Regions from separate parts of the Homo sapiens genome. Here region 1 is linked to region 2. Evidence: chromatin contacts called from ENCODE Hi-C or POLR2A ChIA-PET data. All regions are on one chromosome and are shown on one strand. The core of a region is the stretch at or near the end of the contact, and the rest is flanking DNA. Distances in the headings are between cores, read along the strand shown.

What was found. A loop is a pair of places that touch in the nucleus more often than their neighbours do. ChIA-PET counts read pairs that join two places held with the same protein, here RNA polymerase II (POLR2A). Pooled maps may share reads with other maps.
Region 1: a loop to region 2 is called in a map of Caco-2, with 21 times the contacts of the local background. The contact joins the promoter of AP1S3 here to the promoter of FARSB in region 2. A Hi-C loop is called at or near these places in 1 of 168 maps with a recorded cell type or tissue (Caco-2) and 9 of 50 pooled maps. POLR2A ChIA-PET finds 5 or more read pairs at or near these places in 1 of 52 experiments (SK-N-SH).

What each region holds. Positions count from the first base shown.
Region 1 is chr2:223,836,035-223,842,129 of GRCh38, reverse strand. It overlaps AP1S3 (adaptor related protein complex 1 subunit sigma 3), which reads left to right and starts at 4,548. Exons shown (of 5, transcript NM_001039569.2): 1 at 4,548-4,682. The coding sequence starts at 4,680. RefSeq lists enhancers at 4,002-4,181, 5,052-5,141 and silencers at 4,352-4,481, 4,512-4,941.
Region 2 is chr2:222,654,704-222,661,187 of GRCh38, reverse strand. It overlaps FARSB (phenylalanyl-tRNA synthetase subunit beta), which reads left to right and starts at 5,096. Exons shown (of 17, transcript NM_005687.5): 1 at 5,096-5,172. The coding sequence starts at 5,115. It overlaps LOC124907985 (a long non-coding RNA gene), which reads right to left and starts at 4,755. Exons shown (of 2, transcript XR_007088095.1): 1 at 4,677-4,755. RefSeq lists a silencer at 4,673-4,869 and an enhancer at 4,986-5,035.

The DNA of each region.
Region 1 (6,095 bases), core at 3,299-5,798, 1.2 Mb before region 2:
TGAAAAGTAAAGGGGGTTTCTAAAGAGCATAAGGCCTCATACTAAAAGTTTCACCATGACAAGATGAATTTCTGAATGCTGCAGAAGGGATTACTGGAGATGTTGATTACTTAAGACATTAATAAGAGGGCATTAAAGAACAGCAGGACCAGGCTTCAATTAATGCCTGTGAAGGCACTGCATAAGCCGACTTTGAAGTTGGCCTCTCCTTTGCTTCTTTCAGTTTCTTAAACTCACAGCTTGATCTATCTCAATTTCTGTGAAGTCAGTATTTTGGTTTATAGATTATTATTATTTTACTTTATTATCAGGTCCCTAACTTGCTCTTCTCCCTTGCTGTGGACTTGATGGTGGCTTTTGCTGCATTCTCTCTGCATCTTCTGCTAATATTTAAATATAGAATGATCTGAGAAGTGAAACTCCTAAATCAAGTTGACCAAATGCCAGGGCATTGTTTTATGAGTAAATGTACACACACAGAATCACATGCACCAGCTCATAAACAACCTAACCGGAACCATGTAACACACTGTACTTGTCTTCTAGGACATTAGATTTTGAATCTAAAAGCCTCTTTAGGATCTGACCAGGGAACTCCTCTTTAGACTGGTACATCTTGAGTGATAGGGCCTCTGGGTCCTCCCTGGGGTTTTGCTATTTGTGGGCCACGTGTGGAGTCAGGAGTTTGAACAGAAGCAAAGATGGGATACAGAAGTCAAGACTAAGGCTGGGTGTGGTGTCCCATGCTTGTAATCCCAGCACTTTGGGAGGCCAAGACAGGAGGATCCGTTGAGGCCAGGGATTCTCGAGATCAACCTGGGCAACATAGTAAGATCCCATCTCTACAGAATTTTTTTTTTAAAGGAGAAGTCAAAGCTTAAAAATGCATGTTATTCTTCTGAGACAAATGACTGATGAAATAAACACTGCTTAACTCTCACTGTTGCGTTCTGAGTAGGTCTGTCAGGGGTAGGGCTTTAGGGGGAACCATCTTGAATCTTAGTGCCTTGATTCTAGGCTTATCCCTGCCTCTTATTAGCTTCTTTTTACACTTAGTTTATTATTATTATTTTTAAAATAGAGATGGGGTCTTCCCATGTTGCCCAGACTGATCTCAAACTCCCGAACTTAAGCAGTCCTCCTGCCTCGGCCTCCCAAAGCGCTGGGATTACAAGCCTGAGCCACTGTGCCCGGCCTGCCTCTTATTATTGCTGTTGAGCCTCTGAGCCTCAGGCTTTCATCTGTACCATGGCCACAGTGCTTCCTTTCTTACGGATTGTTTTGGGGGCAGCCAAGATAACCCTGTGAAGTGTCCAGCTCACTGCAGGCCTCCCTCTTCGGTGATTTGGGGTATGGTGTGAGAATCTGGAGGAAAAAACACTGGGTGGCAGAGGCCCCAGAGAGCATCCTCTGCCCATCTCAGCCAGGCCAGGAGGAAAGGCAAAGGACACTAATAATTTTTAAGTTACCTGCCCCCCTCAACCTCTACATCTTTAATTACACCCCCTCCAACCATAAGCCACACAGTAAGGGAAACTTCTCCTGCTTTATTTTTTTTAATTTTTATTTTTTGAGATGTAGTTTAGCTCTTGTTGCCCAGGCTGGAGTGCAATGGCACAATCTCGGCTCACTGCAACCTCCATCTCCCAGGTTCAAGCCATTCTCTTAGCCTCCCAAGTAGCTGGGCTTACAGGCATGTGCCACCATGCCTGGCTAATTTTTTGTATTTAGTAGAGACAGGGTTTCACCATGTTAGTCAGGCTGGTCTCAAACTCCTGACCTCAGGTGATCCACCTGCCTCAGCCTCCCAAAGTGCTGGGATTACAGGCATGAGCCATCGCTCCTGGCCTTTCCTGCTTTAATATTTGACTTAACTGTCATGGCAAGAGCACTGAGATGATTTCTTTAGCTTTTTTTTTTTTTTTTCCTTTTTTCTTCTGCGAGAATCTCGTAGTGTCGTCCAGGCTGGAGTACAGTGGGGATCTCGGCTCACTGCAAACTCCGCCTCCAGGGTTCAAACAATTCTCCTGCCTCAGCCTCCTGAGTAGCTGGGATTATAGGCACCCGCCACCACACCCAGCTAATTTTTGTATTAGGGGTTTCACCATTTTGGCCAGGTTGGTCTTGAACGCCTGACATCAGGTGATCCCCCCGCCTCAGTCTCCCAAAGTCCTGGGGTTACAGGCATGAGCCACGGCGCCTGGCCTGAGATTTCTTTAGCTTTGTAATTCACCTTTAGTAATTCCATTTCTTTCCCACTAGCAAAGAAACCCTTACAGCACAAGGCTCTGGATGGTGGCACAGAGCTGGGCCCTGCCCTGAAGTTACCTAGAAAGGAGGAGAAGCACAAAGATTAGATTCTATCTAGTTAGATAAAGCATGATGTACTGAGAAAGGGAAGGAACAGACCCTGGGGGAAGAACATAGGAGTTAAAAAGTAGCTGTCCTAGATTCACTTTTCTTTCAGGAAGCAAAATCATCCCATCGCCTGGGGTTTAACTGTTGTCAAATAGTCCTCTTCCAATGCCCCCGGCAGAATGCCACAAGTCCAGGTTTGAGAGCTTTGAGGCTGGAGGCTGTGGCTCTCCTGGGGGCTTGCAGTGATGCCCTAATGTAGAGAACACTCATTGCCTCTGGCCCCTGCCCACCTCTAGGCCTCCTGGCACTTAACTCACATAGAGGCCTTTTTTGAAGTGTTTCCAGAAGGACTTTTTTTTCTTCTTCTTCAGAGCGCTGGCTTCTCACATCCAAGTCTTCTGTCACCTCCCCAGGGGGCACTTACCTGACCACTCAGCTAAATCAATGTAGCTTCCCTGTGCCCATCCGAGGAACTCAAATATCTCCTTCTTAGCACTCATCTTAATTTCTTATATTTTATTTACTTGTTTATTATGTGTTGTCCCACAAGAGACGTAAGCTCCAGGAGACAGACCACCTGTTTGTTCCCAGCTGGGTCCCCCAGGCTCCTGTTGTAGGGCCTGGCCTAGAGTGATGAATATTTGCAGTGTGAATGCAGGGGTGGATGGAGTTTCCCATATTTTCAGTCACCTGGGTGGGCCTACATCCCTAGGAAGGTACACAACACATCCTGGGAAGGACTTTCACTGATTTGGGGTTCCAGGGACCACCCAGGAAATGACATTTTTTTTTTCAGACTGAGTCTCACTCTGTTACCTAGGCTGGATGATCTCAGCTCACTGCAACCTTTGTCTCCCGGGTTCAAGCGATTCTCTCCTGCCTCAGCCTCCCTAGTAGCTGGGACTACAGGCGTGTGCCACCACGCCCAGCTAAATTTTGTATTTTTAGTAGAGACGGCGTTTCACCATGTTGGCCAGGCTTGTCTCGAACTTCTGGTCTCAAGCGATCCGCCCACCTGGGCCTCCCAAAGTGTTGGGATTACAGGCATGAACCATCACGCCTGGCCCAGGAAATGATTCTTAACTTTTGCAGGGTCTAGGATCTCTTTAGCTATTTGATAAAACCAGTGGACTCCCTTTCTCAAAAACATGAATATGCATTAAAAACTCTGCTTACATCTAGTCTATCTGGTAAATATAATTAAAAGAAAAAAGAAAAAACTCTGTTTACAGCTTGGGGGTTTAGAGACTCTCAACGCCCTAGATTTAAGAAAAGTCAAGGGGAGGAGAGATTGGAGAACGAACTTTCTACACCACAACTTCTTAGGAGAGACTTCTTAAAAGGGGGTCGTGCTGCCGGGCGCAGTGGCTCATGCCTGTAATCCCAGCACTTTGGGAGGCCGAGGCGGGTGGATCACCCTGAACGCAGGAGGCGGAGGTTGCAGGGAGCCGAGATCGCCCCACTGCACTCCAGACGGGGCGACAGAGCGACACTCCGTCTCTAAATAAATAAATAAATAAATAAATAAATAAATAAATAAATAAATAAATGGGGGCCTGCTTAAAATGATCTTTGCCCTTAGACTGCAGAGCTTACTTTTTAAAAAGTGAAATGGGGGCAGAAGGGGATAAGAAAACGCTTCTAGTTCTTTCTCTTCCAACTGCTCCCTCCCTAGGAGGCTTAGGATAAGGCAGCCCCCGGCACTTTCTGCGAGTGTATCGGAAGTATCTTTGCCAGGTTTGATAAACGTTTGCGGAAGGAATACAGGACACACTCGCGCGGCAGAATCGCGAAAAGTCCCCGGTGTTCTCCGCGCAGGGAGTTCCCCGCGCAGGGAGTTCCTAGCGGGCCACGCGCTCTCGCCTGACCACCCGCGCCGAGCTGCGGGCTGTCGGGGTACAGACGCCCGCGCGCGCAGGTGCATTCGCTCCAGGTGCGGCCGGCTCGGGGCGGGAACAGCTGCAGCCGAGGCGGGGGCGGGGAGGGGGTACAGAGGAGAGGCAGAAAGGAGGGAAGAGGAGGAGGAGGAGGAGAAGGGAGGAGAAAGGGGAAAGGAAGAAAGAAGGAGAGCAGGAGGGCGAGGAGCGGGGGGAGCGGGGAGGAGGGCGCGGGGAGGAGGCAGCGGGGAGGAGCGTGCAGGGAGGAGGCAGCCGCGCTGGGAGGAGTCTGCACACTTTCAGTGCCAGGGCATTGTGGGAAGCAGCCATGGTCTAAGCCGGGCGCCTCACCTGTCAGCCGCACCGGCTCCAGCGCTCGCCTCTCGCCCTCGCTTCTCCAGCGCTCCTTGCTCGCAAGGCGGGGGAGGCGGCGGCCCAGCCACGATGGTGAGTGCGGGGGAACCGCCGGCCCGGGTAGGCGGTGGGGGCGCTCGCGCTCCGGGGAGGCACCTGGGGCGTCCGGGCCGGGCGCGCGGCCGGGTGGGGGTGCGGGCCGAGTCCCGCCTGGCCACCCGAACCGTGCGTCCCTGTGGCCCCGCTGCCCCAGACGGTGCGGACGCGCCAGGATCGCTTGCCCGGGATTCCTGCGGCAACGCGGCGCCGCGGCGCCGCGGCTCCATTCATTCATTCGATCCGCCTTAGCCGAGTGCTTAGTCTGTGCCGGGCTCGGTGCTGGGCGCTGGGGATGTCGCGGGGGACCAGGAGGAGCCCCTGTTCTCCAGGAAGCTTACCTTCCAGGAGGGGGATGCGGAGGGAGGGACACGTCCAATATACAAGTAAAATGAAGAGAACTTCTAAAGTAAGAAGCGCTGTAAAGTCTCAAATACAACCGGGTGGAGTGGCAACTTTTGATTTGGCAAAGCCTCTTCAAGGACATGACATTCTAGCTGCTGGAGGTCCTGGAGGGGCGCTACAGGTGGATTAGAGAGAGCAAAGCGGAGGGGAGAAGGCCTTGTTTGTGGCAGGAGAGGTGGGCTTCTGCCAGGTGAGGCGGGTTTTTATAGGCCAAAATAAGGAGTTTGGTTTTGGTTCCAACTGAGTAGGGGAAACCTCGGGGACGTTTTAGCAAGAAAACTGACCTTACCCGTTGTGCACTTTTGTTTTTTTGAGACTGATCTCGCTCTGTCGCCCAGGCTGAAGTGCAGTGGTGTGGTCTCGGCTCTGCCTCCCGGGTTCAAGCGATTCTCCTGCCTCAGCCTCCCGAGTAACGGGGATTACAGGCGTGTGCCACCACACCCAGCTAATTTTTGTATTTTTAGTAGAGACGGGGTTTCACCATGTTGGCCAGGCTGGTCTCGAACTCCTGACCTCAGGTGATCCGCCTGCCTCGGCCTCCCAAAGTGTAGGGATTACAGGGGTGAGCCACTGCACCCGGCATGGTGTGCAGTTTGGCTGTGGTTGGAGAATGGACTGGGGTGTGTAAGGGCAGGGGATAGGGGGTCAGGTTGGAAGCTGAGGCCGGCCGCAGCCCTGCTGATGAGAGATCTGGTGACCTGCACTTGGGTGGAAGCGATAGCTCAGGCTCCTCTTGCTCTTGCCTGCTGTTTAGGGGCAGCCTTTTAAGAGTGTGGTGGTCTGAACGTCACTAGTCCCACTTCCCCAAGTGTGTTACCACTTCCCAAATCCGCAGAAGGGAAGTGACCTGCACCCTGTGGGCCCACCGGAGGCAGGAGTGGGTGGGCCACGTGGGCTAAGAAAGTTGATCAACAAAGAGAGCCGGGGAGTGCTGAGCACCTGGCCAGCAAGACCGCAGTTGCTGGTTTCTGTTAAAGGTTTGGCTGCACACACTAGCGGCATCAT
Region 2 (6,484 bases), core at 3,847-6,346:
TATATGGAAATTTAATAAAGAATGTATTTCAAATCCATGAGTAAAAAGAAGCTTATTTAATAAATAATGTATTAACTGAATTGTTTAAAAACAAACATAAAGCTGGTTCATTCACTCACTCCAAAACCAAAACAAATTTCAGAAAGATCTGAGATTTAAATGCAAAAGAAAAATAAAAACCCATTCAAGTACTCTGAGAAACATACTTAAAAAAAAAAATCTTGGGATTAAGAAAGACCTTTTAAAACATAACCTAAACCCCATAATCTATAAAGGAAAAGAATAATAAATTAGACTAAAGTTTTTAAAAAGCCCTTTATCCAGGCCGGGTGCGGTGGCTCACACCTGTAATCCTAGCACTTTGGGAGGCCAAGACAGGTGATTCACCTGAGGTCAGGAGTTCGAGACCAGCCTGGCCAACCCCATCTCCACTAAAAATACAAAAATTAGCTGGGCGTGGTGGCAGGTGCCTGTAATCCCAGCTACTCAGGAGGCTGAGGCAGGAGAATCACTTGAACCCAGGAGGTAGAGGTTGCAGTGAGCCAAGATGGGCCATTGCACTCCAGCCTGGGCTACGAGTGAAACTCCATCTCAAAAGGAAAAAAAAAAAAGCCCTTTATGAAGAAAAAGAACACCTTAAAGCGAAATCAACTGTCAAGTATTCCTATTGTGTTTCTGCTCAGCCATCTGCCACCCAGCATTCGTCTCCCCACCCCTGAAATAGAGTGCCACACTCAACTGTTGTTTCCCACCTTCATCTTTTCTTTCTTAAAATACATCCACAAAGGTATACCAGATAAAATAGAACACTACCAATACTTTTGAAACCCTTTGGGTAGTGTGTTGGTTAATTTTATGTACCAACTTGACTGGGCTAATGGGTACCCAGGTAGCTGGTTAAACATTATGTCTGGGTGTGTGAGGGCATTCCTGGAAGAGATTAGCATTTGTTTTTATTTTTTTGAGATGGAGTCTTGCTCTGTTGCCCAGGCTGGAGTGCAGTGGTGCAACCTTGGCTCACTGCAACCTCCGCCTCCTGGGTTCAAGCAATTCCTCTACCTCAGCCTCCCAAGCTGGGACTACAGGCGTGCACCACCATGCCCAGCTAATTTTTGTATTTTTAGTAGAGACGGGGTTTTGCTATGTTAGCCAGGTTGGTCTCAAACTTCTGACCTCAAGTGATCTGCCTGCCTCAGTCTCCCAAAGTGCTAGGATTACAGGCGTGAGCCACCACACCCAGCCAAGATTAGCATTTGAATGGATAGACTGAGTAAAGCAAATGGCCCTCCCCAATGTGGGTAGGTATTATCCAATCCATGGTGGGCCTGAAGAGAATAAAAAGGGGGAGGAAGGCTGCATTCACTCTCTGTCTGAATACTTGAGCTGGGCCATAGATCTTTCCCTGCTCTCAGTTCTCCCTGCTTTCAGGCCTTGAGACAGCATCTGTACCACCACCTCTTCAGCTCTCAGGGCTTCAAACTACTTCACTCATTTTCATGGGTCTCCAGCTTGCAGATGGTAGATTGTGGGACTTCTCAGTTTCCATAATGATGTGAGACAATACTTTATAATAAATATCTGTCTACTTGTTTCCTATTTATTTATCTGGAGGACTCTGAGTAATACAGGTATTCCAACACTCCAGGCTGCAGCCCTGCCAACTCACTCAGAACTCACTGGTCTCATATTTTGTGTTTGTCATCCTCTGCTTTTACTACAGGCTTACCATTCTATTTATGTATGCCTAACAATATACTCTTTAGGTTAGCCTGGTTTTTAGTGTTTATATTAATGGCATCAAGGATACATATTCTTCTGTGATTTACATTTTTCCCTCAAAATTACAACGTAAGATTTATCCAAGTTGATACATGCAGGTGTAGTTCATTTGTTTACATAACTGTATGGTGTTTCACTGTATACATTTATCATAACTGTCTACCCATTCTAGTACTGACAAACATTGGGTTGTTCCTAGATTTCTGTTATAATGAACAATGTAACCATGAAAATTCTTATTTGAGTCTTCTGGTGCACATGGGTAAGAGTTTCTCTGGGGGAATATTCCTAGCAGTGCAATTGCTGGGTAGTAGGATATGGACATGCCCCATTTTTCTAGGTAAGGCCATATTTTCCAAAGAGGTTATATCAATTTATACTCCCAAATTCTTGCCAAGATCTGATTTTTTTCAGACTTTAAGACTTCTAGCAGTCTCCTAGGTATAAACATGTATGTCCTTATAATTTTTATTTGCATCTCCTTAATTTCTGCTGAGCTGAGAGTTTTTCCATGCCTTTTGTCCAGCTCGTCTTTCCTTCCTAGGAAATGCTGCCACCTCATTCCTGCTTTCAGTCTGGCCCCAAAGTTAGATGAAAGAAGCATGTACCTACATTTTGTGATATACGATCTCATCATTTTCCATGTACCTTTCCTTTCAGTTAGCTAATGCCATTTGTGATGAGCCCTAGTGGCCTAGTTTCCTCTTTTCCATTAGAATCTTCTAACAGTTTAGCTTCTCACAGAGAAGGGACAGAGTACCTGTAACATGTGCAATGATAAAAAGTAGGATAGGTCAGTTGGGGGATGTGAGAGATGGGAACAAAATGCCCCTTGGTGGTCTGAGACTAGCAGAAAACTAACTAGGAGGATTAAAAAAAATGACAGTTGCCCCATTTCCAGGACCTCTGACATGATAAGAACTATACTAGTTATTTATGAGTATTATTTCAAATTCTTACAATAATTCTTTTTTAGTTTTTAAGACAAGGTCTCACTTTGTCACCCAGGCTGGAGTGCTGTGGCGCGATCACAGCTCACCACAGCCTCAACCTCCCGGGCTCAAGTGATCCGCGTAGATGGGATCATAGGTGTGTTGCCGCCATGCCTGGCTAATTTTTCTTTTTGTTTAGAGATGGGGTCCAACTCTGTTGCCCACGCTGGTTTTGAAATCCTGGGCTCAAGTAATCCTCCCACCTCGGCCTCCCAAAGTGCTGGAATTACAGATATGGGACACAATAATTCTTTAAGGTGTATATTATTATCCCTATTTTATGGATGAGGAAACTGAGGTTCAGAGGCCACAGAACACTTTGGAGTGCCCAAAGCAGAGCAGGTCAGCAGGAAGTCCTTTGGTTATTTATTATTACTATTTTGTTGTTGTTGTTGTTATTGCTTTTAAGACAGAGTCTTGCTCTGTCACCCAGGCTGGAGTGCAGTGGCGTGATCTTGGCTCACTGCAACCTCTGCCTCCTGGGTTAAAGTGATTCTCAGTCCTCAGCCTCCCCAGTAGCTGGGATTACAAGTGCCCACCACCACACCCAGCTAATTTTTGTAATTTTAGTAGAGATGGGGTTTTATCATGTTGGCCAGGCTGGTTTCCAACTCTTGACCTCAAGTGATCTGCCCACTTCAGCCTCCCAAAGTGTTGGTATTACAAGTGTGAGCCATCATGCCTGGCACTAGTCCTTTGCTTATTAATTGAGCAGAAAGCACCAATTTTAGGTGGAAAGCTGTATTTTGCATTGGGGATGTTTGCCATTTATGGGGTGTTGCCAATCTGTTATGTTGGTCACTGGGAAGGGACTGCCTTCCCATGGAGGGGAGCTAATACTGTATAGTGAAAAACTGCTTGATTAATAGTTAGGGTGGCTTACATCTGGCTCAGCTTTTCTCCCCTCATGTGAAGGACTTTGGAAGAAGCCCTCACTCACTGTACAGTAGAAAGGATTAGGGCAAGGCTCCCCCTGGAACTGCCAGTTTGTGCCTTAGTTTCATTACCTGTAAAACAGGGATAATGGTACCTATCTTGATGTATTAGTTTCCCTTGGCTGCTGAAACAAATTACCACGAACTTGCTGACTTAAACCATAAATTTATGCTCTCACAGTTCTGGAGGCCAGAAACCCAAAATCAGTTTCACTGGGCCCAAATCAGCATGCATTATAGGGCTGCCCCATGGGCTGGGCGTGAATCTGTCCTTGTCTCTGTTTATTTCAGGGATACATGTGCAGGATGTGAAGGTTTGTTACATAGGTAAATGTATGCCATGGTGGTTTGCTGCCCAGATCATCCCATCACCTAAGTATTAAGCCCAGCATCTATTAGCTATTCTTGATGCTCCCCGCTCCTCCACCCCCTCACCCCCAGTGTGTGCTTGTCTCTTTGTTTCTGGTGGCTGCTGGCATCCTTGGGTTGTGGCTGCCATACTCCAATCTCTGCCACCGTGGCTAAATCGTCTCTCTCAACCTCCCTTTTATGATTTGATGAGGATACTGTGATTCCATTTAGTGTTCGTCTTTCGAATCCAGGATAATCTTCATCTCAAAATCCTTAACTTAACCTGCAAAGACGCTGTTTCCATATAAAGTTACATTTAGAGGTTGCAGGGATTAGGGTCTGATATTATTGGGGGCCGTTATTCAGCCTATTACACTCAGGGTTGTTTTAAGGAGGAAATTTAATGCTGGCAGAGGGCTGAGCACAGCCCACTGACAGCAGAGAGCACTGAGCAAATAGACAAAAAAAGAGGTCTCTTACAATGCCTCCCTTATAGGGCTGCCGTAAAGTTCAAACAAAGCACAGGTATATCACTTATACGAGTAGAGGAGAGATTAAAGAATGAAGTAAAAACTGAGGTCTGTTAACAGCCCCTCTCCCGCCGCCAGGATTTGCACACCTTTCTCTGCAGGAAGCCTTGAACCCTCTCCACTCGCATTTCCACCACCTCCAGGCAAGATCTCCCACGTGGAGGCCCCACCCCCTCCCTGACGCGCCCCACTCTCGCCCCGCCCACCTGGTGGGCGTCCCCGGCCGTTAGCGCCCTGGAAGCATCCGGGACTTCAGGGTCAGTACATTACAATGCCTGACAAATCCTAGCCAGTTCTATCAAATTATATCTTTCTTACAGGCTTTTAAGCTATTAGTCTCATAAAGATACATTTAATCAGCGAGGTAATGGCATGATGAGTGTTTTTAGGTTAAAAAGAGAACAGGAACTGTTGCCAGCAGAATGGCGATATTCAAGACAACACGCACAAGAAGAGGCGGGTCCTACGCGCTTCGCTAGGGAAGCCCGGGTCAGCTCGCTGCGCAGGCGCAGTGAGTTCGACACACCATGCCGACTGTCAGCGTGAAGCGTGATCTGCTCTTCCAAGCCCTGGGCCGCACCTACAGTGAGTGGCGGCCCTATACGTTGGGCCCTACGCCTCTTCTCGGAGGCAGGGCCTCCCTCCAAAAGGGCAATGTGGCGACATTCATGCCTTCCTGAAGGTTTTGGCTCCGGGAGGCCGGGGTTTACGCGGGAAGGCCGATGATGGTGGCGGTCCGGCTGGGCTGTGGTAGCCTCGGAACCGGCATCGCAGCGGTGCCACTGCTTGTGCCCGGCTTGCCGTGTCATTCATTCAGCGATCTGCCATCGAGTGCCTACAGCGTGCCTGGCACCGACATCCAAGCCAGGGGATAGAACAGGAAGGAAACCCGGGGTTGCATCCCGAGCGTAGCCAGTTAATTGCAATAGCAGCGCTGTGGGAACTCAGTTTATAAGGGGGTAGGAGGAGAGATTTGTGCAGCGGGGTGGAGAACGGCATTCCACCTGTCTTCGTTTTATTAATGTTTCCTGAGCGCCTGTTATGTGTCAGGCACTGTTCTAAGAGCTTAGGACTAGAGCTGTGCACACGACACGTCAGGTCCACGTTCTGTCTGATGGAGGCAGACAATTAACCAGCACGTTAATAAAATGATTTCGGATAATGTTAAATGCCATCAAGGAAAGAAAAGGTGTTGTGCCAAGAACAACTTTAGATAGGGTGGTAACATTTGATCTGAGACCTGAATGGGGAGTATTAAATGGGTGTAGACTTCATTCTACATTTCATCTTTTAATCAGTTCTAAAAACACAACCATTGAAAAAAAGGAGGGAGATATTAAATGCAGTTATCAGTTACCTCACAGCCGTAGCAGCTGCCCCACCCTATTTTTTTTTTTATTTTTATTTTTTGAGACGGAGTCTGCACTCCCAGGCTGGAGTGCAGTGGCGCGATCTCGGCTGACAGCAACCTCCGTCTCCCTGTTCAAGCAATTTTCTGCCTCAGCCTCCCGAGTAGCTGGGATTACAGGCGTCCGCCATCGCGCCCGAGTAATTTTTTTGTATTTTTAGAGAGACCAGGTTTCACCATCTTGGCCAGGCTGGTCTTAAACTCCTGACCTCGTGATCCACCTGCCGCGGCCTCCCAAAATGCTGGGATTACAGGCGTGAGCCACCGCGCCCGGCCCCCACCCCATAATTTTTAGCTTGTATAAAGGCTGGACCAACTGGTTCGTGAGAGCTGTTTTTTTTGTTTTTAGGGCTCAGTGTGTTAACAAAGGCCTAATTGGTTTAATGACAGCCACCGCTTCCCAGAATAAGATTACTGTTACAGTGAAAATAAAGCTGGCTTTTAAGAATCTTTCCTAAGTGTGTACTTTTAGATAGTACCTATTCTCTA